Linked DNA regions of Mus musculus: region 1 is linked to region 2. Evidence: chromatin loops called from intact Hi-C (ENCODE). Cell type or tissue: gastrocnemius. All regions are shown on one strand. Each heading gives the region's core, and the rest is flanking DNA. Links, peaks and the distances in the headings are about the cores only. Region 1 overlaps Mrrf (mitochondrial ribosome recycling factor). Region 2 overlaps Gm39798 (a long non-coding RNA gene).

What was found. A loop is a pair of places that touch in the nucleus more often than their neighbours do. Peaks named below come from ENCODE experiments on the same cell type or tissue, not always from the same donor. Only the 100,000 strongest peaks of a DNase experiment are listed, where the experiment ranks them.
Region 1: a loop joins it to region 2, with 2.4 times the contacts of the local background. A loop is called at or near these places in 5 of 42 quality-filtered maps.

Annotation. Positions count from the first base shown.
Region 1 is chr2:36,137,344-36,149,743 of GRCm38, reverse strand. It overlaps Mrrf (mitochondrial ribosome recycling factor), which reads right to left. Exons shown (of 7, transcript NM_026422.2): 2 at 8,087-8,298; 3 at 1,686-1,841. The coding sequence starts at 8,270. Among named protein-coding and RNA genes, the nearest start is that of Rbm18, 6.8 kb to the right of the region's middle. In gastrocnemius, for the core only: a CTCF peak has its summit at 7,363 (motif pointing right); no DNase peak of the experiment used is centred there; H3K27ac peaks cover 858 bases.
Region 2 is chr2:36,016,144-36,028,543 of GRCm38, reverse strand. It overlaps Gm39798 (a long non-coding RNA gene), which reads left to right. Exons shown (of 2, transcript XR_866163.1): 2 at 1-986. Among named protein-coding and RNA genes, the nearest start is that of Gm39798, 8.6 kb to the left of the region's middle. In gastrocnemius, for the core only: a CTCF peak has its summit at 6,710; DNase peaks (open chromatin) are centred at 5,073, 6,455 and 6,746; H3K4me3 peaks cover 630 bases; H3K27ac peaks cover 2,596 bases.

The DNA.
Region 1 (12,400 bases), core at 2,641-10,640, 120 kb before region 2:
GAACAAGGATGATGGGGGATGAGGGAAAGCAGCCCAAGGAAAGGACAAGCCTGCATGGAGACCAAGTACCAGCATACGTCATGGGACAGATGCACGTGAAGAGGAAAAGTGTGGCTGGCTCAGGTAAGAGTGCAAGATGATGTAAAAGAACCTGTCTAGCAGTGACCACTGGCTAAGTTTAGCTTGTTTCACCCCGTTTCTTTACAGTCTCAAATTCTACACAGATCATTATACAAACTAAACCAGAAGAGAAGGAAAAAGGGGAGGTCTGCTACAGATAGGTCTTAGCTCAGCTTTCCGGACGGACTGTAAGAGCCTTGCCACAGAAGTCACCTCATGAGCACGTCTGTGCAGTTGTGGTGGTTCCTATCCCCTCAATCCATATCGACATAATGCATCAAATCCTTTCCCCTCAATCTGTCCCCAGTGAGAATCTCCCTCAAGCTCACTCCTGCCCCTCATTTTCTCAGAGGTTAACATTTAACAAATTACCCTCCCACCCTCTTTCTGAGCCCATCATCTTTTTAAGTTCAACAAGAGTGGAACTGGCTGGCTCATTTTAAGTATCACGTTTCTCCCGGGGCTTCTCTCAAGCTGTTCTCTGGTTTCGGCTGCAGAATGTTAACAGGCCAGAAAGCACAGGGGAGACAGAGCACTTTATCAGTTTCATACCTAAAATAATAAGCAAGCTTAAAATAAACAGTTGGGAGAGATTGAATGGCACGCTGTACTGTCAGCAGAGGCAGAAACACCCCAGCACAAAGGTTAACAAATGCCAGGAACTGCCTTCTAGTCTCCCGCCAGATCGCATCTCTGAACTCAACATGGTTCTGATCATTTTTATAATGAACTGAGGACTTTTCACAAACAAGTTCATGAAATATCTTCTATTTTCTTTACAAACTTCCCCAATCAAAACATGAATGAGAGAGGCTGAAGTTCCCGTAGATACCTTGGTGGGGGGGGGGGGGGGGTCCCAGGCTTAACTATAGGATGATGACAATTTGCAAAAGGCCAATTTAACAGCAATTGGATTTTTCCTGCCCACTTGTACCATTAGCTGACAACCCACTTCTCCATCACATCTGCAAACAGTTCTCCTAGACAGTTCTGACATTTCCCACTTAGGAAAGCCACTTTCAGGAAGCTATTAACCTAAACGGAATCTTCCTGGTCAAGCTCTTGGGTACAAAAGGGCCTCAGGTGGGCATGTCTGTAGAATTCAGTTTTCAGTTCAGGCTAAGAACTACCAAATAGGACAAACTGGGGAAAAAGGAGACTAAGGACATCGAACTATGAGCCTAGATACCTTATTTGCTTATAATATCCCCAACTATAAAAGAACACATCTTTTTGAGAGTGTAGTTCCATAAGAGCACCAATCGTGACAAGTTTTCTCAGCACTGTGCTAATTTTCTGTGGGCCAAGCATAGTACTACCCCACAGGACACAGCTGCTTAATGGACACATCCAGCACTACCCCCGAGCCATGAGACACACTAACTCACTTACATTCTACTGCCCCAAAGCCACACAGCAGGAACTAGACAAGGGAAGTCCTCCGTTAAGGAAAAGTAACTGCTCACAAACGGCAGTTAGTCAGGCGGACGCTGGGGCTGACTCGGTGGCACAGCCTTGTTCTTTCCCACTGTAACGCTCCCGGAAACTCAGGTTCAGCCACTAACCTGGTGCAGTCCTTATGTTGAGAGTCTTATTGAAATTATCCTTAAGTGCTTCCACCACAGATTTCATGTCTTCATCCACCTCTTCCAAGCTGATGATATCCTCGACCAAGGCTCTATTAACGGTCACCCTGGCCTGGGGCTGTCCTTTCCCTTTAGCTAAAAAGTGAACAGCCAGTGAATAACAGAATGGAAGCATAACACAAATAACAAACATTGGCAGTTTCAAAGGTGCCTGCTGTGCACAGGCACACTGTCAAGGGCTAGACTTTTATAAAAATCATCTCTGCCCTGCACAGGAGCTCTTATGTACTGGGTATCAGCTAGCTCCCACATCCGTGCTAAATCCTTGGACATTAGCAAGGGCACAGGCTTTACAATTAGACATTCTGGGTTTAACCAACTGCAGCACACTGGCTCTATGACATTGGGCAAGCCACTCTATCTTCGTAAAAGAAGACTAATAAAGTCTGTTATAAAGCTGCTACAGGAAGACAAATGAAGTTACTTACACACCCAAAAGAGTAGACATATACCGAGGAGTCGAGAAGTAAATCAATACCTTATTGTTTAGAAAAACAGAAGACAAGAAAGGAAGGTAAAGTAACTTGCCTAAGGTCACAGGTCAGGAAATGATCAAGTCAAGATTTGGTCCCAGATCTGTCTAATTTTAAGCCCATGAACTTTTCATAAGACCATCTCCACAAATCTAATGGAGAGAAAGGAAATGCATTAATTCAGTTTCAATCATACTAAGACAAGGTTAGGCTCAGCACTATGGCTGATCTGGACAAAATGAACTGCAGAGACATTAAATACTACCCACCAGAGCACACTGACGAATAGCTTAGAAAATCAACAGTGCTGGAGGGCGGATGGAATCTGATTTCATGTCTAAACGTCAGGCAGGGGTTTTTCACATACATTCTGTAATTAATGTGCACGTGGCACAAATACTCTTGTATTTCTACATAGGGGTGGGAAAGGATCAGAAAGATGAAAATACCTAAATAGTATCTGTGTAATAAAGACTATGATGCTAATACTAGACATTTAACAAAACATTAAAATTCATTCAGCAATTTTTATTATCTACAGCTAGCTTGACTGTGCTGTGTTCCACATCCTAATTTGTAATGCAACTTCAAATACTCTCTTCCATTTGACACTCAAGATAGTTCTCTGAGTAGGAAAATACAAACTCTGGGATGTAAGGCATTTAAATATTTGTCCAAAGTAACCAATGAACAAGCAGCAGAGCGACTTTTCTTCTAAAGGTCTGTTCAAGTCACTATCCTGCTTGAAGCCCCCACTGCTTTGGAGTAAAAAGGGTAAGGGCTTATTATTTTTGGAACTGATAAAAAATGTCAGTTCAAAAACACTCATTACAAGCAGAACAATAGAAGCTAATCCATATCTGGACAGATTGTGAATAAAGAAAACCAAAGACATACAGACCACTCTAAAAGCTGAAGAGAAAAGACAGATTTATCCATAAGGGATCAAAATTACATGTTGAATGAAGAGGCCAGATTTAAAAATACATACTACAGTTTTAAAAAAATGCCATATATTAGAATAGATCCTGAGTAGTATATAACAAACAGACCCAATCTGTGACAGCAGACATGAGTAATTTAGTACCCATAGGAGACACAGGAAAAGACACTCACTAGATGTGGGTGGAAAGGGACTTCTGATGTGGGAGAGTGTTCTACCACTGAGCTACAGCCCCAGCCTCTGGTTTATGAGACACTGTCTTGCTAGGTTGGTGGGTTAGTCTGTCTGCCTGTCTGTTTTTCTGTCTGCTTCAGCCTCCTGAGGACTAAGATTATAGGCATGGGTCCCCACACACTAGTTCTTGATTGCAGGGTAAGGGGAGTCTTGGTTATACTGGTGACTTCAGTTTGTGAAAATTAGCAAGTTGTAGTTTTATTTCTATGAAAATGCTAAAAAAAAAAAAAGTTAAGGGTAACTAGCCAAGTAAAGACAGATGATTATATACACATAGTTTGCAAATCAGCAGAGATGAAAAAGGAATAAAGAAACCTGATTAACTTAATAGAAAGGAAAAAAAAGGAAAGAAAACCACAAAAAAGTACAAAACAAAATTAAAATGTAAATACTCAACAAATAAGATAAACAAAAATGAATCAAAATGACTAGCCAAGAGCTCAAGGCTCTCAGTAAGACTTTAATTTAACCATTCAGAATATACAAGAAACTTTATAAATATATGAAATTACAGGTTTAATGGATAGAAAAAAATTTATAAACCTGAAAAATATTAATGAAGTCAGTTTTATTATATTAATAGCAAGTAAAATATTTTAAGACAATGCATTATTAGAAATTAGGACTTCTTCAAAATAGTATCAGAAGAAGGCATGTAATAATTCAGGGTGTAAAGTATACATATACATATAAGGTAGCCGCAAAATGGAAAAGGGGACCTGTTCATTCTATACCCCTGCCAGGAGATTTGAACACATTGTTCTTGGTAACTGCTATGCAGAGCAAATAAAAAGTTAAGTCCATAGAAAATGTGATCCTAAGCATAAACTAGCCTCAATGCCATCACTCAGAAAGCTACCATATCTGTGAATTCAAGGCCAGTTTGGCCTGCACAGTGAGTTCCAGGCCAGCCAGAGTTACTTGTTGAGACCTTGTCTCAAGAAAAAGTAAGTAGAAAACACAAAAATAGTATTTATCAAAAAAGTAAGAGACTCACAACATTAAAAATGACTTAAAAGCTTGTAGCATTGATAACCTTCTGGCAGAATGATGATATGAAAGATGTAAACACATGCTAAGAAAAAGAGAACATATAAGATTTATCAAAACAGTAAAAACTTTCATCTTCAGAGGCTATTAGGCATAATTCTAGACCAAAAGCTTTGAACACAGAAAAAAAAAAATCGAACACAGAAAATATAAGCAGTCTCATAATTATTAAAGAGACTGCATCTATAGTTTCAAGTCTATATATGCATACCAGATCCAGATGAATTTACAGGCAGGTTCTACTACCAATGAGGCAAGGAACTTCCTATTACAAGAGAGATGTACTCATCTTACACCATGAGGCTAATGTAAACAACAGCAAGACCTAAAAGGACAGTGACAGAGCTCAGTATGTGGAAGTACATTCAGGCTAGTCTTATATATGCAAACACAGACTAAATAGCCTAATACTTAATCCTATATACAAGCTTGATAAATCCAGCAATGAATACACAGATTATGTACCAAGCAAAATATATACAAATTATTATCAAGAACAAGTAGGGGTCTTATTAAAAAATAAAAACTGGTTTAACACCAGAAAAGCTATTGATGTGGGGTTATTCTAGTAGTAGATCAAAAGCAGGGGAATGTAGGGGATTTGGCACAGAGAAGACATGCTTAGCACACACCAGGTCCTAAGTTCAATCCTCAGTACTACAAAAATTAAAGGTGAGGGGGTTAAAACCATCTCAATAAACATGATGTATCATTTGATTAGAATTTAATGCCTTTTTTTTAAAGTTTAAGAATTAGATATATTTGTTTTAAAAAGGTTATGAAAAATATAACATTCTTTATGCCCATATATAAGAAGTGTTTTATCTAAAGTCAGGAATAAATGAGGGATGTCCATTATCACCAATGGCACTTAAACTAGACTAGAGTTCCTAGGCAATGCAGTGGAGGAACGTAAAGAGAGAATGAGGGATTTATGTGCATACATACTCACCAAAACACATGTACAAGAATGTTTATATTTTAATAACACTGTTAGTTTAACTCCAATCTGAAAGACACCCAAATGCCACTACAGGACAGATACACAAACTGAAACAGCATATTCAGGACACTATAAAATCAAAGTGTCTACAGCTGTTGCAGGTACAACAGGCAAATATCTCACAAGAAATCTGCTACCTCACAAAGCCAGACAAAGAGTTCAAAAAGGACAAAAGAAATCTATGGTGGTAAGGACAATACTTGGGGAAGCTTCTAGAGTACAAGTAATATTTTCTGCTTTTCTTTTCCATTTTTAGAACTTTTGTTTCTGCCTTTTGGGGGGGGGGGTGTTGTTATTTTGTGGTTGCTGTTTTGAGACACTGTCACTATGTAACTGTGGCTGGCCTAAAATTTGCTAATATAGTAAACCTCCTGTCTCTGACTCCCAAGTGCCAGGATTACAGGCATGTGATACCATGGCACGCCAGACTTTATTTCTTCTCATTTTACTTTACTATTTTATGTATATAAGTGTCTGTCTGCATGTATGTCTGGGCACCACATGTGTGCCTGGTGCCCAGGGAAGCCAGACGAGGGTGTTGGATCCTCTAGAATTGTAGTTACAGTACTGAGCCACCATGTGGGTGCTAGGAATCAAACTCCGGTCCTCTGAGTTAGCCAATGCTCTTAACTGCTAAACTATCTTGCCAGTCTCCCTACATTTTATTTCTTGATCTGGGAGATGGATGTATGATTGTGCACAGCTTCTAAAAATCCACTGAGCCAATCATTCAATAATGTAGGTATGTGCTTTTCTGTACCTTATGCCTAAAAATAAATTATGAGCATATCATTAAGTGATACAGTAATGATATCGTTTTCTAGAAAATGTTGGTTCACATAGAAGCTTCACTTAGAAGAGGAAAAAGACAAGACAAAAATGTGTGTCATAAGTGAAGATCCGAAGCACAGCATGAAAGGCTTTGTGGCTGAGTATGGAAGTGAGGACGATTTGGTGCAGAAACAAGGCAGTTCAACAGAAACCATATACATAAGGAAATGTGGCATACAACATACAAGTTCACACCAATTAGATAACAAAGTGCTGGCCACACCGCTTACAGCCCATGTGGAAAAGAAACATGAACTGAGCTTTAGTTTGTTTCCTTGAGAAAAAAAAAATCTCACTCTACAAACCAGGGTGGCATAGAGATTCACTATTCAGCCCAGGACCATCTTGAGCTAGAAGTAATCCTCCTGCCTCAGCCTCTCCAGCACTGGGATTAAAGGTGTGAGCCACCACAGCCAGCTTAACAGTTAAAATTATTAATTCATATCACATTTAGAAATAAATTCCCTTGGGATAGAAAAGAGTTCTTGAAAAAGATACAAAAAGTACAAAGAAGAGAACCGAAAACGACTATAGTGAAAGACATTCCTTGTAGCACAAACACTAGGGACAGTATCCCCACTGTAGAAAGACTCCAGTAAATTTAAGAGACTGTCAGCAGCCAGAGGAAAGATGCTGCTTGCAGGCCACACTGGGCATCTACAAGACTGTGATACCAAGGCCTAGAAGCCCCAGGTTCCCTGTGCTTCCTCTATCTGGATGAGTCCACGGGCAACTGTACCTCAGCTTCTGTATTTGCTACACGTTAAAATCTGTATTCATTAATCATAAGGGTTTCTACACTGCAAAATTACCACTATTTTCAACGGATAATGGTAAGGATTGGAGTAGAAAATTTAAACAATAACATACAAATCAAACACTAACTAAACAGAAGATAAATCTTGGAAGCACTACTTTTCCTTCATCGAAGTGCCAATCCTCTTTTCAACAAAAAGCAGATCTGAATCTGTGTTGAACAAAAAAGAAAGTTGGGGTCTGTGTGTGGGGAGGGGTGGTAATAGCCAGCAGCATATTTTTCTAGTGCCATCCTCAAGGGGGCTCCCTGATACACCACTGCAAACAGCAGGCCTGCCTCATCATTTCCTGTCACTCATTCATCCCACAAAGGTTCTGAAAACACAGTTTATATACAGCCCTGGAGAGTGCTAAACAACAACAAAAGAAACTGATCTTCATCAGATCCAATAGGGCAGACAGGTAACAAACAATAATCAATTTTACAACTGATAGATGAGTTACTACAGTTCTAAGTGTGTCAAAGAAAAATAAGAGTGTACATGAGTGCATGTAACAGGGGACCTGACCCAGTCTCAGGCCAAGGAAGGCATCCTGGAGGAAGTGGCATTTAAGCTCAGACCTGCAGAACATCAAAATCTCATTCTTAATGACATAAACCATTAAGATCATCCATCTAACCCATGGCTTTAATGCCCGTTCACCCAAAACCCTTCTGGCTTTAATTATACCCCCAATCTGAGTCTTCCTAAAAGACGAGAGTATGCTGATCCCTGCCACAAGGCCACCAATTCGCTTGGTACTTTTACCTCTAGTTCTGCATCTAAATGAAATAAGTTAGGCATTTTCTGAGTCACTAACAAGAATAAATGAGGTATAAAGGTAACAAAATAAGTCCTAAGTTCTAACACAGCTAGTCTATGAACGTCTGAGTATCATTTACTTACATGGAAAGGAAAGAAACTCAGTATACCTCTGAGATCTCTGCTAAACATGAGAAAGGGATGAGATGGGAAAGGAGACCATCTACCTTTGGCTTTCTTGGTTGCAAAATGGCGAACTGGTACTGCTGGGTAGGCTGAGTACTGCCTATGGCCATGTTGTCTTCCACTCACTGTCTTCATGGAAACTTCTGAAACAGGTCTGGTCAAAGCAGCATGGTAACTGCGAAAAGCAGGGTGCAGCAGGCGAAAGCATCTTATTCCCGAGGCCATGACGGAAGAGAATCCTCAGAAGCAGCCACTACAAAGAACAAGACAAAAAGATCTCAGTAAGTGGTAGTGCACGCCTTTAATCCCAGCACTCGGGAGGCAAAGGCAAGGGGATCTCTGGGTTTGAGGCCAGCCTGGTCTACAAAGAGAGTTCCAGGACAGTCAGGGCCACACAGAGAAACCCTCTCTCAAAAGTGGGAGGGGGGCTTCAGTAAAAGAAAAGCCACAGCAACTTACAAGATGAATTTATGCCAACTGCCAAGCAACTCCTCAAACTAAGCCACGACCTTGGCATTGTGCATGCATTAATCCCCAACCTTCCTCCCAGCATCCCCAGGGAAGAATGACTAGCCTCATTTTACAGGATGGAGAGACTGAGGCTCAGAGTCTTAAGTGACCCACCCCGTCTGTACAGTTCTTCCAGTGCGTCTAAATGCCTGCTCAGCAAATGTGCAGCAGCCTAAATCTGTAATGACGCTAATTAAGCCCTTATATGAGCAAAAGCACAAAATCTTGATAAAGCTTAAGAGGAAAGGCCGAGTACTAGAAGGGAGTTTAAGTAAGAAAAACATTTTAATAGGCATAAAATGACTATAAAACGTACATGGCGGCATTAAATTCAAATTTTCTTTGGTTCCTTATGCACTGATTACCAATTAGAATGCACTTTAATTTGAGTCTGAAGCATGAGTGAGGACTGAGGTCTTTCACGGTCTAGAACTGGGAAATGCCACCACCATCCACTGAATTAGCACAACTTATACAGACTTCTGAAGTCTTAGACCATACAAAGATGCTCTTCCTCCCTGAGACAGAACACAGTCCTAGCCAACAGTACAACACTGAGAGCTTCTGCCAAGAATCTGGCTATTAGCTAAAAATTAAGAACAATTAGTATCAAGTGTCTGGAAGCACTGTCTTTGAAAATCACATCTCATTAAAAATCAACTGCTAAAATGTTGGTGCAGCATAATGGAGTAAACAAGAGCAGGCATTCTACAGCAGGAACCCAATTCCAGATCTACCACTAACAGATCCCCCCCCCCAGCAATCAGTGCATCTTCATTTTCTCTTCTGTAAAATGGGACTGGTACTTACTTCTTCAAGTTGGGAATGATGAGGCTAGGCAGGTAAAACACTTGGCTTGGTAACTACTATATGACAGGGACACACAAAGGAATGCGTACTGATAGCTATCAGCTTTCCTTAGGGTCAGATATGAGGAAGACACTTGCACAGATGTCAGGACTGAGGTACAAAGTGGCCTAGATTCAGACATGAATATTAATTTCTGCCTGGGGCAATTCATCTTTTCTCTCTCAGTGAGCAAGATGAGCCTCATTTAAAAATGAAATAGTGAGTACATGTAAACCATACACATAACTGTGAAACAGCAGCATGGTACCTGGAATATGCCAGCTGTTCAAGACGCGTGACCACTATTACCACTGTGACTTCTTTTTAATGAAAAGATGAGCAATGCCATGTGTGGTGAGGCCTGCCTACAATCCTAGCAGTTAGGAGGTAAGGCAGGGAGGGGGAAGAGGAGGGTTCAAGGTCAGGCTCACTTATACAGCAAACTAGAGGCTAGCTTAAGCTAGATGAGATCCTGTCTTAAAAAACAAGCCAAAGAGAAAAAAATAACATGAATAATACAAAGGCAAACAATTTTTCTTGATGGAATTTTTGACAGCAAGTTATGCTGCATATCTGCAATCAGCCTGTGTGGGCTCTACAAACACAGGCCTGGGCTGCTTGCTTTACTCCTATCAATAATGTCACAGATAAAACATTACAGTCTCCACTTTGTACGTGTTAAAACTGAGGCTCAGAGATTAAGTATCCAAGATATGTAATAGTCAAATACTATTAAGAACTGTTCACAAAAGTTTAGCTCTGTGTGACACTTCTAAATCTAAGTTTCTACCTAATATAGCCAATGTCCAACTCACATTTATACCCAAATATGGGTATATAATAATGTTTAGTGTTTTTTTTTAATTGACAGGGTCTCAATCTGGCTGCAGTGTGCATGACAGGTTTCCTGGAGTTCCTGTTGTGGGCCATAATACCAATCCACAAAGCAACAGGAAACTAAAATGGGTTAGAAATAAACAACCTTTGACAGAAAATGTAGTACCAAAAAGCAGACCCAATCCAAGTGAACCGGAAGACAACTCTATAAATAACCACATTGCTGGAATGCTTGAGGCATACATTTCACTGCACAGAAGCCAGGAAATTTCACAGTGGAGTTCAATAAAGCAGTCCTTTGGGTCTTTAACCTTAGGAACACGAACAGTCAGGTCAGCATACATGAAGCACTAAAACTAAAGAAGAAACTTAGGAGAGTTCTAGTATGTTCCAATAACTAACCCACTCACAAGAGAATCCGTTTCTCCTCTTACTGCATGTGACCTTGAGGAGGTCAGTCCTTCTCAGCAACAACTTCCACCACATCTTTTTTTTTTCATTTTAAATAATGAATATTTTAATAATGCTTTTTATAGACTCTTTTAACAGTTTCATACATTTATGAACCTATATCCTGGCTTATCTACTGCTCCAGCAACTCCTTCCAACCACTGTGTATTGATATACAACATACATTTTTTTATTTTCTTTTTTCTCTCTCTCTTTTTTTTTTTTTTTTTTTTTTGGTTTGACAAGACAACGTTTCTCTGTGTAGTCTTGGCCATCCTGGAACTCAGTCTATAACCAGGCTGGCTTTGAACTCAGATAATCCGCTTGCCTCTGCCTCCTGAGTGCTGGGATTAAAGGCGTGCGCCACCCGCATCCCTAGTCCCTGCTTGGAATGTTCTCCCTTTATCTCTTTACCATCCATTCTTCTTTATCATCATTCTGTCAGAGCACAGGGTCATTGGCCAGCTCTTCCAACTAAACTGGTCACATTTCCTGAAATGCAGCTTTCATGCCAATACTTCATCACAGCACATAATTTTTAACAATAAAAGTAAATATGTATAATTACTTGATCCTTATCTAAATATCTCCATATGACTGCTGGCACTTCACAACAGCTCTAGTACACGAATCTACCTACTAACCTACTTGTCTATTACTGTACCCTGTACTTAGTATAGTACAAAAATAAAGACATCATACAAATGTGCTAAGTATGATAATGGACTTCCACAAAGATTAAATCCTTGCCAAATGTCAAAATGCTGGCACCAGAGTTGGAATCTACACCTCTGATGGCTGGTCCTGGGTTCTATTTCTCAACACTGCTTCCGTTATCCCCTGGATTTCCAGTTCTCTGCTTGGAACATGGTGTGCTTCTTTACAAACTCAGTACCATGTAAAGAAAGGTATTTGGAATACCTGACTCAATACAACATCCAAATGTCCTTGGCACACGCCAAAGGAGGAATAGTGGACAAAGACTTCACGTAAAGACTAGGACACCTGGATTCCAATGTACCCGCCTCATCAACCCTATCACATGCAACTTTGGAATTCACAACCACTTACATTCAAAGAGCATGGATCACAGCTCTACCCCAGATGAGAACTATAGCAAATAATTTCTCCTAATTTGGTTTTGTATCCTCGGCCATTCACTGAAGGAATCAAATCAAGTTTCCTGGCTTTCCAACTATGGGTTCTCTAAGATTCTGGGAATTTCAATGGAATGTGGTCAAAAGAGAAAGCACTGTGGATCCGATCCACCATCTGTGGTGAAACCACCCCGAGCATGCAGACCTTACAAGAGGAAGAGACGAAGACCCTTATGGAAGGTCTCAGTAAAGGTTGAATCCTCGGACACTATAGAAAATGTTAAGGCCAAGATCCAGGATAAGGAAGGAATTCCTTCTCTCAGCAGAGGCTGATCTTTGCTGGCAAGCAGCTGAAAGATGGCCATACTTTGACTGTAACATTCAAAAGGTGTGCTGAGACTTCATGGTGGTCCTGAGAAAAGGATAAAGGGTTATAGCACTGCCAAGAAGAATAAGAATAAGAAGGTTAAGTTGGCTGTGCTGAAATACTATAAAGTGGATGAAAATGTCCTCCTGATCAACATGGGGCTAGAGTGTTCATGGCTAGTTACCTTGACAGACATTACTGTGGTGAGTGTTGCCTGCCTTACTGCTTCAACAATCCAGAAGACA
Region 2 (12,400 bases), core at 2,821-10,820:
TTATCAAATGAAGATCTCAGTGCCAGCTGTGGGATATTGGTTAGGAAGGTCCCAGAGCATTTCCCCGCCGGTACAAGTCATCTCCATGACTTTTGGTTGCCCACCAGAACTAGATGGTAAGACTCAGTTGCTGAAGACACAACACACTCTGTTTGCAGCATGTTGAGAAATAAAGGAATTGACCTAGAACATTTCTTTCTGATGGTTAGCTTTCATAGTGCCAGAAGGTATGTCATGCAGGCTGCTGGTGGGAAAAAATCATCACTTGACTTACACAGTGATGGACCCTGCATGCTACCATATCAACCTGCCAGGCAAGGTGCACCTACTGAAGCAATAGTGACAAGACTGTTTCAGAGGTAACCAACTGTTTTCTGATTGTATTTGAACCTGTTCCACAGGTCTCTTACTGTAAACCTGGTCCAAAGCCATGATACAGGGGGTCATAGGCTCTGGGGAGGTGAACCTATTGTCTTGCTAACCAGACAAGTTTGTCAAACTGCCTTTTTATCCTGAAGTCTATAGGTTAGTGTTGCTCTCAACACTGGGGAGAGACGCTTCTTTTTGTAGTGAGCAGCAGGCAATGCAGAGATTTGTAAAGGGTGAAAGTGCAGAAGATCTGTGACTGTTGAGTGCTCAGCCCCACATGAGACATGTCTACCAACTTCTAAAAGGTTCCAGGAATACTGTGGAAGAGGGGGAAAGCCATGTAAGAGCTGGAGGACAGGGAGGGCACTGTGAAATGCTGTCCTCAGGTTGTAACAGGGCCGGCCATTGTACTCATGGACCCACAGCAGCTACAGTTTTCTACACAAGATCAAGCCAACGGTTTAACTGGGGGAGTGACGACAGGGACATGAAGGTAGAGGAGCAGATATGTGTGGAAGTTTGCAAGTGTCCAAGAGGAGTGGAGGGGGATATCATCACAATGTGTTGTATATAAGTTAAAATTGTCAAAGAGTAAGTAAAAATATTCTCAAAAGGAATGTCATGTGACCTGTTTTGTCTTTTAGCTAACCTGTTAGAGGTAACTGGGATTCTGATCATTTTCTCAAATTAGATCTAAACATCTGGGGGATTCCTTCTGGAAATTTAAATAAGAAAGATATTTGGGTCTGTGTTTTATTTGTATGTATGCATGCATGTGTGTATCTTGTGCATGTGTGAATGTGCAGGTATACACACAAGTGTGTGTGTGTGTGTATGTGTGTGTGTGTGTGTGTAGAGGCCAGAAGACAACCTTGGATGTCAACCTCAGGAACAACATTTCCTTCCTTTGAGATAGGGTCTCTCGTTGGCCTGGAGCTCACCAATTAGGCGAGCCAGCAGGACCCACAGATCATCGTGTCTTAGCTTCTCAGCAATGGGATCACAAGCACACGTCGCCAGGCCTGGGATGGTGGTGCATACACATTTAATCCCAGAACTCCGGAGGCAGAGGCAAGTGGATCTTGGTGAATTCAAGGCAAGCCTGGTCTACAGAGTGAGTTCCAGGACAGTGAGAGTCACGTAGCAGCCCTTGTCTCAAAAACTAAAACCTAAAACAAATAACCAAAAATCACAAAATAAACCATTTCCCTCATTGAAATTTTATGTGATTTTGTTGTTGTTTAGGGATGAGTTGGATAGAGCATTTATAGAAAGCCCTCTTCTCTCTCTCTCTCTCTGAGTGATTATATTTTTTATTGTATTTGTGTGTGTGTGACTGTATGTACAAGTGCCTGTAGGTGGTCATGGAGGCCAGAAGAGGGTGATAGATCCCTTTGGAGCTGGAGTTAAAGGCATGGATGAACTGCCTCAAATGTTGGAGCTGGGACTAAACTCAGCTCCTGTGACAGAGCAGCAAGTGCTTTTAAGTGCTGAGCCATCTCGCCAGTCCCTACTAGGAAGCGTTCAACCTTAAAAACCAACAGAAAAAAACCTTTTGGGAATCACCCCCTGCTTAAACTGCTTCTCACTGAGCCAAGCCGAATCAGCGAGATCCTTTGGCCCCTTGGGTTCTGCACGGTGAACCTGGGGGCTGACACTCTGCGGGTCAGGATGACTGTCATACAGGAGGGGGGTACGGCAGGTAGGAAAGCTAAAGGAGGTCCAGGCATAAGGAGCCAGAAAATCAGGTGTGCCATCAAAGATGTGTGCCATCAAAAAATGTGATATAGAGACATCCAGAAAGGCTACGGGCAAGAAGTTTGCAGAAGAGACTGTTTAACCAATGAGCATGCGAGATGTCTAACCAGTGATCAGAATGATGGCATTAAAGCCACATGGTCCATTTTATTTGTTCAGCAAAAGTATAAGAACCTGATGGTCTTAGGGTTTTACTGCTGCGAACAGACACCATGACCAAGGCAACTCTTATAAAGGACAACATTTAATTGGGGCTGGCTTAGCTTTTCAGAGGTTTAGTCCATTATCATCATGGCAGGAAGCATGGTGACATACAGGCAGACATGGTGCTAGAGAAGATGAGAGCTCTACACGTAGCGAGGAGAGACTATATATCACACTGGGTGAAGCTTGAGCATATATATGGCCTTAAAGCCCACTTTCACAGTGACACACTTCCTCCAACAAGGCCACACCTCCTGACAGTGCCACCCCTTATGGCAAGGCATTCAAATGCATGAGTCTCTTGGAGCCATACCTATTCAAACCACCACACTGATAATATCATGTATTGACCCTGATATGGCAGTCATAAATGATATATCAATGCACTGTATCCAGAAGGTGGATCTATCAAAATAACAAAGCAGGCATATAATTCCACACCTGTAAAGTGACTCTACAGAAACGCTGATGTACTATAAGGGTTTCAATGAAATAGTGTTTGTAGGAAATAGAGAGGGGAAGCAACTAAGCACCAACCCCCACTCTCCCCCAGCAGCAGAACAACTGGCTTGTGGTGGTTCTGCCCAACGCAATCCTGCACATCCAAAAAAGCTCTGGAGTGACTCTGTATTGACATGGGAGATACCTCTGGCATGTAGCTCTTATCTGTATTAATTACATGGTGATTATCTGTGCTGTTTGCCTCCCTTTCTTCGCTTGAGTTTCTTCTGTCAGGGGCTGTGTATATTTTACCTCTGACTTCATGGGAGTTGATGGAGCAGGGATGAGGAAGGACAGGGTGGGCAGGGGGCAAATAGAGAGGGATATGGCTCACCCAAGGCTGTGCAACTCTGAGTTTATTTAGAAAACACTGTCCAAATGGCAGTTCTTCTGGTGACTAATGAGATGGTTTTGTGTCCTCAGAGCCTTGAGAAAGATTTTTTGGAGGTTTTGTTGTCTCCCCTGCAGAACAGCATGACAATGGTGCTTTCTTTCTGGGTGGTTCTGTTAATTCAATAACATGGCCATGGTACACCACCTGGTTTCAAGCACACGTGTACAAATGCACCCTCACTGAGGTGACAGGTGCACCCCACAACAGGGTGAAGAAACCACCTAGCAGAGCAGCAGAGGGAAGACTCTCCCGGGGACAGGACACGGGGCTCATAGAACACGATGCTGCAGCCACAGGCCGCCTGAACAGCGGGCCCCCAATGTTGTGCTCCCTGTGAGTCAGTGCTGGGCTAATTGGCAGACAATGGCCTTAATGAAAACGCCATGTTTCTTGACAAAAGCACCCACCCAGCTCCCAAGCCTGGAGACAGCTTGAACCACTTGTGTAGCTCCCCTTCTTCTGGGGGGGATTCCAATCTGTTGTGGAACTGGGGACACAGACACTGTCAATTGATGGGTGTAGGCTCCGACTCACTGCAAGTTCAATGCCAGGAGAACTGGACTAGCTCTTGAAACAGCAGCGAGGGCCCAGAGAGGCCAATACATTCCCATTGTTTTACAGTGGTTAAGCCGAATGCATGGTGACAGACAGGGAAGGCTTGGACGAAGGGAAACCCTGGGAGCAAAGACCGGAGAGGGGGATTGTGGAGACACTGTGGAAAAAATAATAACAAAGTTTTGGTGATGTTCATGATTGCTGCCATTTGCTGGGTACCTACCTTTTGGCCAGGCACTGAGCCGTGTGGCTTACACATACTGAGCTGTGTCACTTACCCACATTGTCTATTTATTTCTCACAGGAACACCTAACATAATATTGTTACTGCCGTATTTTATAGGTAGACACACTGAAGCTCTAACGAATCACATCATTGTCCCAGGTTACATGCTATCATCAGTGCCAGGTCTCACCTGTTCTGCTTTCATTTCTGTTGCAGTTGGAACACCATGACAGAAACAATTTAGGAAAGGCTCTATTTCAGGTTATGATTCCACATGACAGTCTAGCATAGCCGTGGTGGCACAGTGGCAGGAGCTTGCATGACACCCACAGTCAAAAGCAGAGAGAAATGTCTGCATGCATGCTTGCTCGATGGACTCAGCTCAGTTTCTCCACTCTTACATGGTTTAGGGGATGCTGCTGCCCATAGTGGCACAAGTTACTTATAGGCAAACCTAGTGTAGACAAACCTCACGAAGACTTTTCCTCCAGGAGACTCTGGGTTGTATTGAGTCAACAAAATTAACCATCAATTTTGTTTGGTCCTTAAGCAATAAGTCTGATTCAGTCTTAAAATATAGCACACATAGCTGATCACATAGATACGATCAATAGCCTTGAAAAATGAGTTGACAATCCCATCATTTAAAGTAACTGGAATTTTCTGGATGACTACAAAAAGGCAAACTTCCAGAGCATCTGTTACCTGTGTCTAGGGTGTTAGCTGCTCTTGCTATCCTGTGTCTGTTCTCTGAAGGCCACACTAGTTCTGCTGGGTGAGAATGTGTCCCCCGATCTTCAGATTGAAAGCTGAGGCCCAAAGAAGTAAGGCACCCCATTCACAGGAATGCAGCCCAGTGGTGGCAGAGTGGGACATCAGACTCTAAGAGATAAGCATAAAGGATGGCCTGGCTAGGTCTCAGGAGGTGGGGAGGGATGGGGCAGAACCAAGTACAGAGCAGCAGCCCCTTCCTGGCTTCCTGACAGCACTATTGTTTGAAGCAGGGTTCTTGGACATCCAGGAAATGGGCGACATCACTCCCAACAAAGGAAAGGAAACTGCCTGAATGTTTCAGCTCCACCTCACAAGCTGGCCCTGAGGCTGGAGATGGGAGCCGGGCCAAGGCAGCTTGACCCTCCACTTGGCCAGGTCATGCAGCCCCCACCCTGTGTCTGCACTGCACTCTCGTCTCTCTGCCAACCAGTTTCAAACTCTTCCAGTCTTGACAACCAGGCTTTCCTGCCCTAGAAGCACCCACAAAGCTCCATCGATCCCCTTTTCTCTGAGAGCTGTGGCCCTGGGTTCAAATCCAGTCTCTGTCTCTTACTAGCTTATGCAACCTTGAGTAAAATCACTTTACCTCTCTGAATTTTTGTTTCCTTTCCCATGAAATATAGGCTGTAAAAGCTACTTGGCAGAGCTGTGGGGATTAACTGAGACACAAGAAACATAGTGGCATGTAGTTTCTTTTTTTCCAGACCTGGGCCAGAACTGGGGGTAAAGATGGAGAACCAGACACCAAAAAGTCCTGATTCAGAAATCCAAGGATTGTTGTTTATAGAACAGACATGAAGCAGGATTCATCACACAGATGCAGAGGTCTGGGCCTGGCACTTGTCACACTTGCAGGTCCCCATTGCCCAGATCTACAGCCACTGAGAGCTTGGCTAGGTCAGGCTCCTCTGGTCTAGAGCACCAGATATGGCCCAGGTGTCATCTTCCCTAGGACAAGGCAGGCTTCTGACTTGGGGGTCTTCCCACTGACCATCCTGAGATATGAGACCCCGCCCCAACTCTCTTGATCTAACCTAAAACCAGAGATTCAGGAAGTAGAAGGGAGGCTGGGTCACTTGTTGGCTGGTAGCACATGTTGTCCCTCATAGGCAACCTTTCTCATGATGGCCCTGTTAGCACCTCTCTGTTCATGCAGGACTAGTGGCCTTGGTCTTTTCCTCTATCTCTCTGACTCTAAATTCTTCTTCTAACAGACCGATACTGTAAACAAGGTAGGAAAACCATGAAGCCCTATGAAGGCAAGAGTTTGTTCTATACATTTCATTCCACAGAATATTAACTGAGAATGTGATACACAGAATGTCATGAGACTCTACAAAGAACCAGCAAGGAAGCATCGCGGGGGTGAGAGGATGAAGGTGTAGAGGAAGGGATCATCTCTTTGCAAGGCCTCACAAGGTGTAGGTGACTTATGGGGAACTAGAACTTCTGTCGCTACTTAAAAGTCCAGAGCAGTTTTCTCTCAAGTCCCAGCCCTGCAATGAGGAGTGAGGAGAGGAGGATCAGGCAGTGAAGGAGGGGGAGAGCTAAAAGGCTTCTCATATTCCCCCCGCATCCCCCTCCAGACTCCCCACCGTGGGGAACGAAATCTCCAGGAAGCTCAGCGGGTGTCCAGGTCCCAGCGCTGATTGCAGGAGATGGCACGAGGGCCCGACGGTTGCCATGGCGACTTCCTGAATCACAGAGCCAGTTCCCGCTGAGGCTCTGGGAAGTCAGATATACCTGGACAGCCCCTGAGGTCCACTAGGACTCTCCAAAAGGGAAAGACTCGTGGAAACGTGGCTTGCCTGCTCACAGAGTAGGCACACGGATTTGTGAGCCACAGTGGCTGCAGGTGTACAGCTGGGGCGCAGTTTTGGGGACACACGAATCTGAGCGCAAAGATCCCCGAACCACACAACGAACCCGTTAAGATGAGAACAAGCGAACGCAGGGTGGCGCTAGAGAACAGGCCAGGGAAGTGCTGAACGTGTGTGTGTGTGTGTGTGTGTGTGTGTGTGTGTGTGTGTGTGTGCGCGCGCGCGCGCGCGCGCATGCCAGAATCTGGTTTTGCATGCCCAGCTAAAGAACTTGGCCCTGAACCTAGAGTTACTGGAGATCCAAGGAGGGCTTTGAATCAGGGAGGTGGCCTGGCTAAACATGAGATCCCTCCAGCTGCCCACAAAGGATAAGTCAGGCAAGCCTGAAGGCAGGGGACCAGTGTAAATGGTGGTCTTCAGCCTGGTTCAGCCTTGTTCCTATTAGTGTTTCCCCTTCTAACACAGGTCATTTGCTGCTGCGTTTGCTAGTGTCTTGTCTCTTCTCTTTTAGGATGTTAGCTCAGAAGATCAGAGTCGATGTCTTCTTTCAGAAGACACTTACTAAGCTCCAAGAAGACACCTGGATGTCAGTGCCTACTAGATATTTCCTGGGCGAATGAATGGCACCTGGGGGAAGGTAGTGAATGAAAGAGAGAAGAGAAGAGATGCAGCGAAGTGTAATGCACAGAAAATGATTGGCTGGACTAAGGTGGAGGCCTCATTCAGATGGGAGATGGGTACCCGAGGTCTCCAAGGACTACTGAGCTGATGGTCTTGGACCCACTCAGAGGAGAGGTCAAATGTCCTTGCAAGACAGAAGTGGAGGGCTGGAGAGGGCAACTGAGGCAGAGAGCATGGCTTATTTATTACTGGGCCTGAGTGCATTGGGAGAGACACAAAGGACGACTTTAAGTGAACATCTGGGACTTTCCCTGACCCTTCTGCAGCAGAGGTCTGTAGCGTCTTCCAATAGAATACAGAACAGGGGGGGCTGGCTCAGTGGATAAGAGCACTGACTGCTCTTCCGAAGGTCCTGAGTTCAAATACCAACAACCACATGGTGGCTCACAACCATCCATAATGAGATCTAATACCCTTTCTGGTGCATCTGAAGTCAGCTACAGTGTACTTACGTATAATAATAAATATATCTTTGGGCTGGAGAGAGCAGGGCAAAGGTCCTGAGTTCAATTCCCAGCAACCACATGATGGCTCCCAAACATCTGTACAGCTACAGTGTATTCATATACATAAAATAAATAAATAAATCTTAAAAAAAAAGAACATAGAACAGGCCTCAAGGGCAAGCAGTGTGTTGCTTACATATTCTAGGAAGAAATAGGAAGGGCTAAGGATGTAGTTCATTGCTGTAGCATTAATACGGTTTTCCCTGTAAACAGCACTAGAGAGAGAGAGAGAGAGAGAGAGAGAGAGAAGGAGAGAGAGAGAGAACAGCAGGGCAGTGTTGGCACACATTTTTAATCCCAGCACTTGGAAGACAGAGACAGGTGGATTTCTGAGTTCGAGGCCAGCCTGGTCTACAGAGTGAGTTCCAGGCCAGCCAGGGTTACACAGAAAAACCCTGTCTCAAACAAAACAAAACAAAACAAAACAAAACAAAAGTTAAAAAAAGAATACAGAGTCAGATAATGCAAGGTTAGTAACATATTTTACATCATCCCCCAGGCCACATGATCACCTCAACAGGTTATCAGTGGAGTCATCCCAAAGCTATTTCACCTCCTTCCTTTGGGTTACAAAATCGTATGTGTGCTGTGCAGCACATCTCAGGAACACCAGCTTGTCTAGGGATAGGGAGGTGGAGAGGACACAGATCCAATGGCCCTTCAAGCCCTGCCCCTGCCCTCTGCCTTTTTTTTTTTTTTTTTTTTTTGGTTCAGTCCTCATCTGTCTGCTTGTGTGATAGATTTCTATCGAACCTTTACTATGTACAAGGTGCTGAGATAGGTTCTAGGGCTATAATAATAAACAAGGATTTGTTTGTTATTTATGTGTGTGTGTGGTGTGTGTGGTGTGTGTGGTGTGTGTGTGTACATGTGTAGTGTGTGTAGTATGTGTATATGTGCGGTGTGTGTGTGTGCATGTGTAGTGTGTGTAGTATGTGTATATATGTGGTGTGTGTATGTGTGTATGTGTGCATGTGTAGTGTGTGTGTGGTGTGTATGTATGTGGTGGTGTGTATGGTATGTTTGTGTGTATAGTGTGTGTGGGGTGTAGTGTATGTATGTATGTGTGGTGTGTGTGTATGTGGTTTGTGTGTGTGGTATTGTGTGTGGTTTGTGTGTGTGTGGTATGTGTGTGTGTGTGTGCATGTGTAGTGTGTGTGTGTGTGGTGTGCATGTGTAGTGTGTGTGTGCATGTTTGGTGTGGTACACAAGTCTGCATGTGCAGGTGCTATCAGATACTCCATTGCTCTCTTCCTTATTACTGTCTTTATTAATTTAGTTCTTAACAACTTCATACACATACAAAATTGCAATCTGGCTACTCTCCCGAATGCATACATCTCTGCACCCCCACCCCACCTTCCTCCTGTTCATTTCCAAGGTTCATGGCTTTTGGTTTTGCTTTATGACTAGTTTAGATTAACCAGGGCCACCTGTGTGGCCACGGAATCGAAACCATTTACGGGAGCCTGGTGGGATCACTAATGGGCACACAGCTGAAAGCAATGGCTGCCACTGTTATTCGACGCGTTCTCACGACCGGCCAGGAAGAACACCACAGACCAGAATCTTCTGCGGCAAAGCTTTATTCTTACATCTTCAGGAAAAGAGAGCAAGAAGCAAGAGAGAGAGAAAACGAAACCCCGTCCCTATTTTAGGAGAATTCTCCTTCGCCTCGGACGTGTCACTCCCTGATTGGCTGCAGCCCATCGGCCGAGTTGACGTCACGGGGAAGGCAGAGCACAAGTAGTCATAAGATACCCTTGGCACATGCGCAGATTATTTGTTTACCACTTAGAACACAGGATGTCAGCGCCATCTTGTAACGGCGAATGTGGGGGCGGCTCCCAACATCTCCCCCTATCCTTTTAATAAGAGCAAATAGGCCACCCATATTAATGAGAGTGGAGATAGAGGTCAAATCCCCAGTGTGTAGGTAAAGGAGCCATGTACAGGATTAGCTCTTAGGCTTACAGGCTTTTACCCAGAGCAACCCTGACCTGCTCCCGTGTCGTTTTGCCTGGGGGAAGGGAACTAGGACACTGAACCTTCATGAAAGATGACATGTCTCCCTAGAATAGGCTCATATATGCCGCAGAGCCTTTCCATTGCAGTGCTTAGCCTTGCAACTCTCTCGGGCTGCTGAAGCACACTCACTCTATCCCGTGCAATGAGTCTAGCCTCATGGGATATAAGAGCTGAGTGGCCAGCGACCTATTGCCTAAGCATAGATATATCAGGGGAAGCTCCATGTTCTAGTCCTGCAAGCGCCTGGGCAATAACCACCTTGTCTCTCCTAGTTTGGGCCTTAAGCTTACAGACCAATCAAAGAAGCAACACTAATCCACAGCAAAGTGTATCTCCAAATAATATTAATCCCACCCATTTTTTAAAGAAAGAAAATGCTGAGGAGATCCAATTGGGTAATCCTTTGGTCAGGGACAGGTCCAAGCGCGTGGAGTTGACCTGAAGTCTCAATTCCCGAAGGATCTGTTCAAATTCAGCCATCCAATTCTGTAACATATACTGAAAAAGACTTTTTGACAAATTAGCTGTCCTAGTAAATTTAACATACTGAATGGAAATAACACACAATCCCGGAAACTTTTGTTCACATCCCTGCTGAGTTATTTGTCATAATACATCTAGTTGTATCTGGACAAGATCTATGAGTTGATTAACCAGCATGAGACCTCCCTGTATCTTGACATTAGCTGAGGCCTGTTCATCTATGACTGTAGTCACTGAGGCTGACAAAGTGTTAATGGTGTCAGTTGTCTGGACCTGTCCAGACAGAGCCAAGGCTGTCTGAATTAAGGCCAAACCCAGTTCCCAGTTAGTGGTAAAAAAGCAGGAGAATACTTGAGCATTATACATCACCGTCATTGGGAGTGGAAATGTCGACATTATCCCCCAACGCTGCTCTCTCTTTATTATTGACGCCCTGGACATCACCAAGACGAGGGACATTAGTATTCCCTTGGTCAGTCTGGATTTTTCGGGTGAGTCTTTCTGGTACCCAAAATGGGTTGTCTTCATTCTGTGGGAAAACACAGATAGCTCCCCTGGATCTTATCAAAATAGGATCCGGGCCATACCATTTATTATCAAGGACATTTTTCCATTTAACCATCTCATTGGGCCTATCTGGCTCTGAACAATGACGTTCAGCCGCAGTATGGCCATGAACATCAATATTTAAAAAATTGAGTGTAAAGAGTGCCATAGACACCGACACTCTTGGTGCTCGGGGTACAGTCTCCTCAAAAGTTCCCCTCTTCTGTTTTATAAGATAGGTTTTGAGGGTGCGATGCGCACGCTCAACAATACCCTGTCCTTGAGGGTTGTATGGAAGTCCAGTCAGGTGGGTTACGTCCATCTGACGGCAGAACTGTTGGAATTTTTGAGACGTATAAGCTGGTCCATTATCAGTCTTAAGGAGTCTGGGTTTCCCCCAAGCACTCCATGCCTCAAGGCAATGTTGAATCACATGTGAGGCTTTTTCTCCGGTTAACGGAGAGGCAAACATGATGCCAGAACATGTGTCAATGGACACATGGAGATATTGAAGTTTTCCAAAGGAAGAAACATGTGTAACATCCATTTGCCAGACCTGTAGAGGTCGAATACCGCGTGGGTTAATTCCCACATGAGGAACTGGCAAGAACTCACAGCAGCTTTGACATTGAGTAACAATGTCACGGGCTTCTTTTCTTGTCAAGGAGAAACGACTGCGTAATGTTTCAGCCGTCACATGAAAATTGTTATGAAAGTTTCTTGCAGCCTCTACCGGGGATGATAGGGCAGCAGCCACCACTTTAGTGGCCTTATCTGCCAAATCATTTCCCAGAGCCATGGGGCCAGGTAGGCCTGAATGGGCTCTAACATGAGTAATATAAACAGGAGATCTTCTAGATAACAAAACTAATTGTATCTGCTGAAAAATATTGGCAACTCTACTGGAAGGCTTAATCACTCCAGCCACTTCTAAAAGATTTACTGCATTTACCACATAACAGGAATCTGACACAATATTAAGGGGTTCTAAAAAGGTTTTTAAAACTTCTAAGACCACTAAACATTCTACCACTTGCGGTGAATTTTCATTATATTGTTTGGATACCACTTTACCATTAGCCACATAGGCACCTATGCCAGTTTTTGATCCATCAGTATATACCACAATCCCATTTTTAAGTGGGTTTCTTACTGTTATTTGTGGAAACACAACAGATTGATTTTGGGCAAACTGTAAGATTGGATGTTTTGGATAATGGTTATCTATTTTTCCTGAAAAGGAGGTAACTAAAACTGCCCAATCATTAGATGTGGCTGCCAAGGTTTGAACCTGTGCAGCGGTATAAGGTACAATTAAAAGATATGGACTTTGCCCAAAGTGGGTGATTGCTGCTTTTAGGCCTTTAAGGGCAAGCTGTGCAATTGCATCAGGATACCAATCTATTATTTTAGCTGGGGATACGTTTGGATGGATCCACAACAATGGCCCATTCTGCCACAAAACTGCAGTTGGCAATTGTGCTGTCTTAAAGACACACAAACTGAAAGGCTGCGAATCCTCAATACGTTGTAATTGTGCATTCTGTAAGGCCTT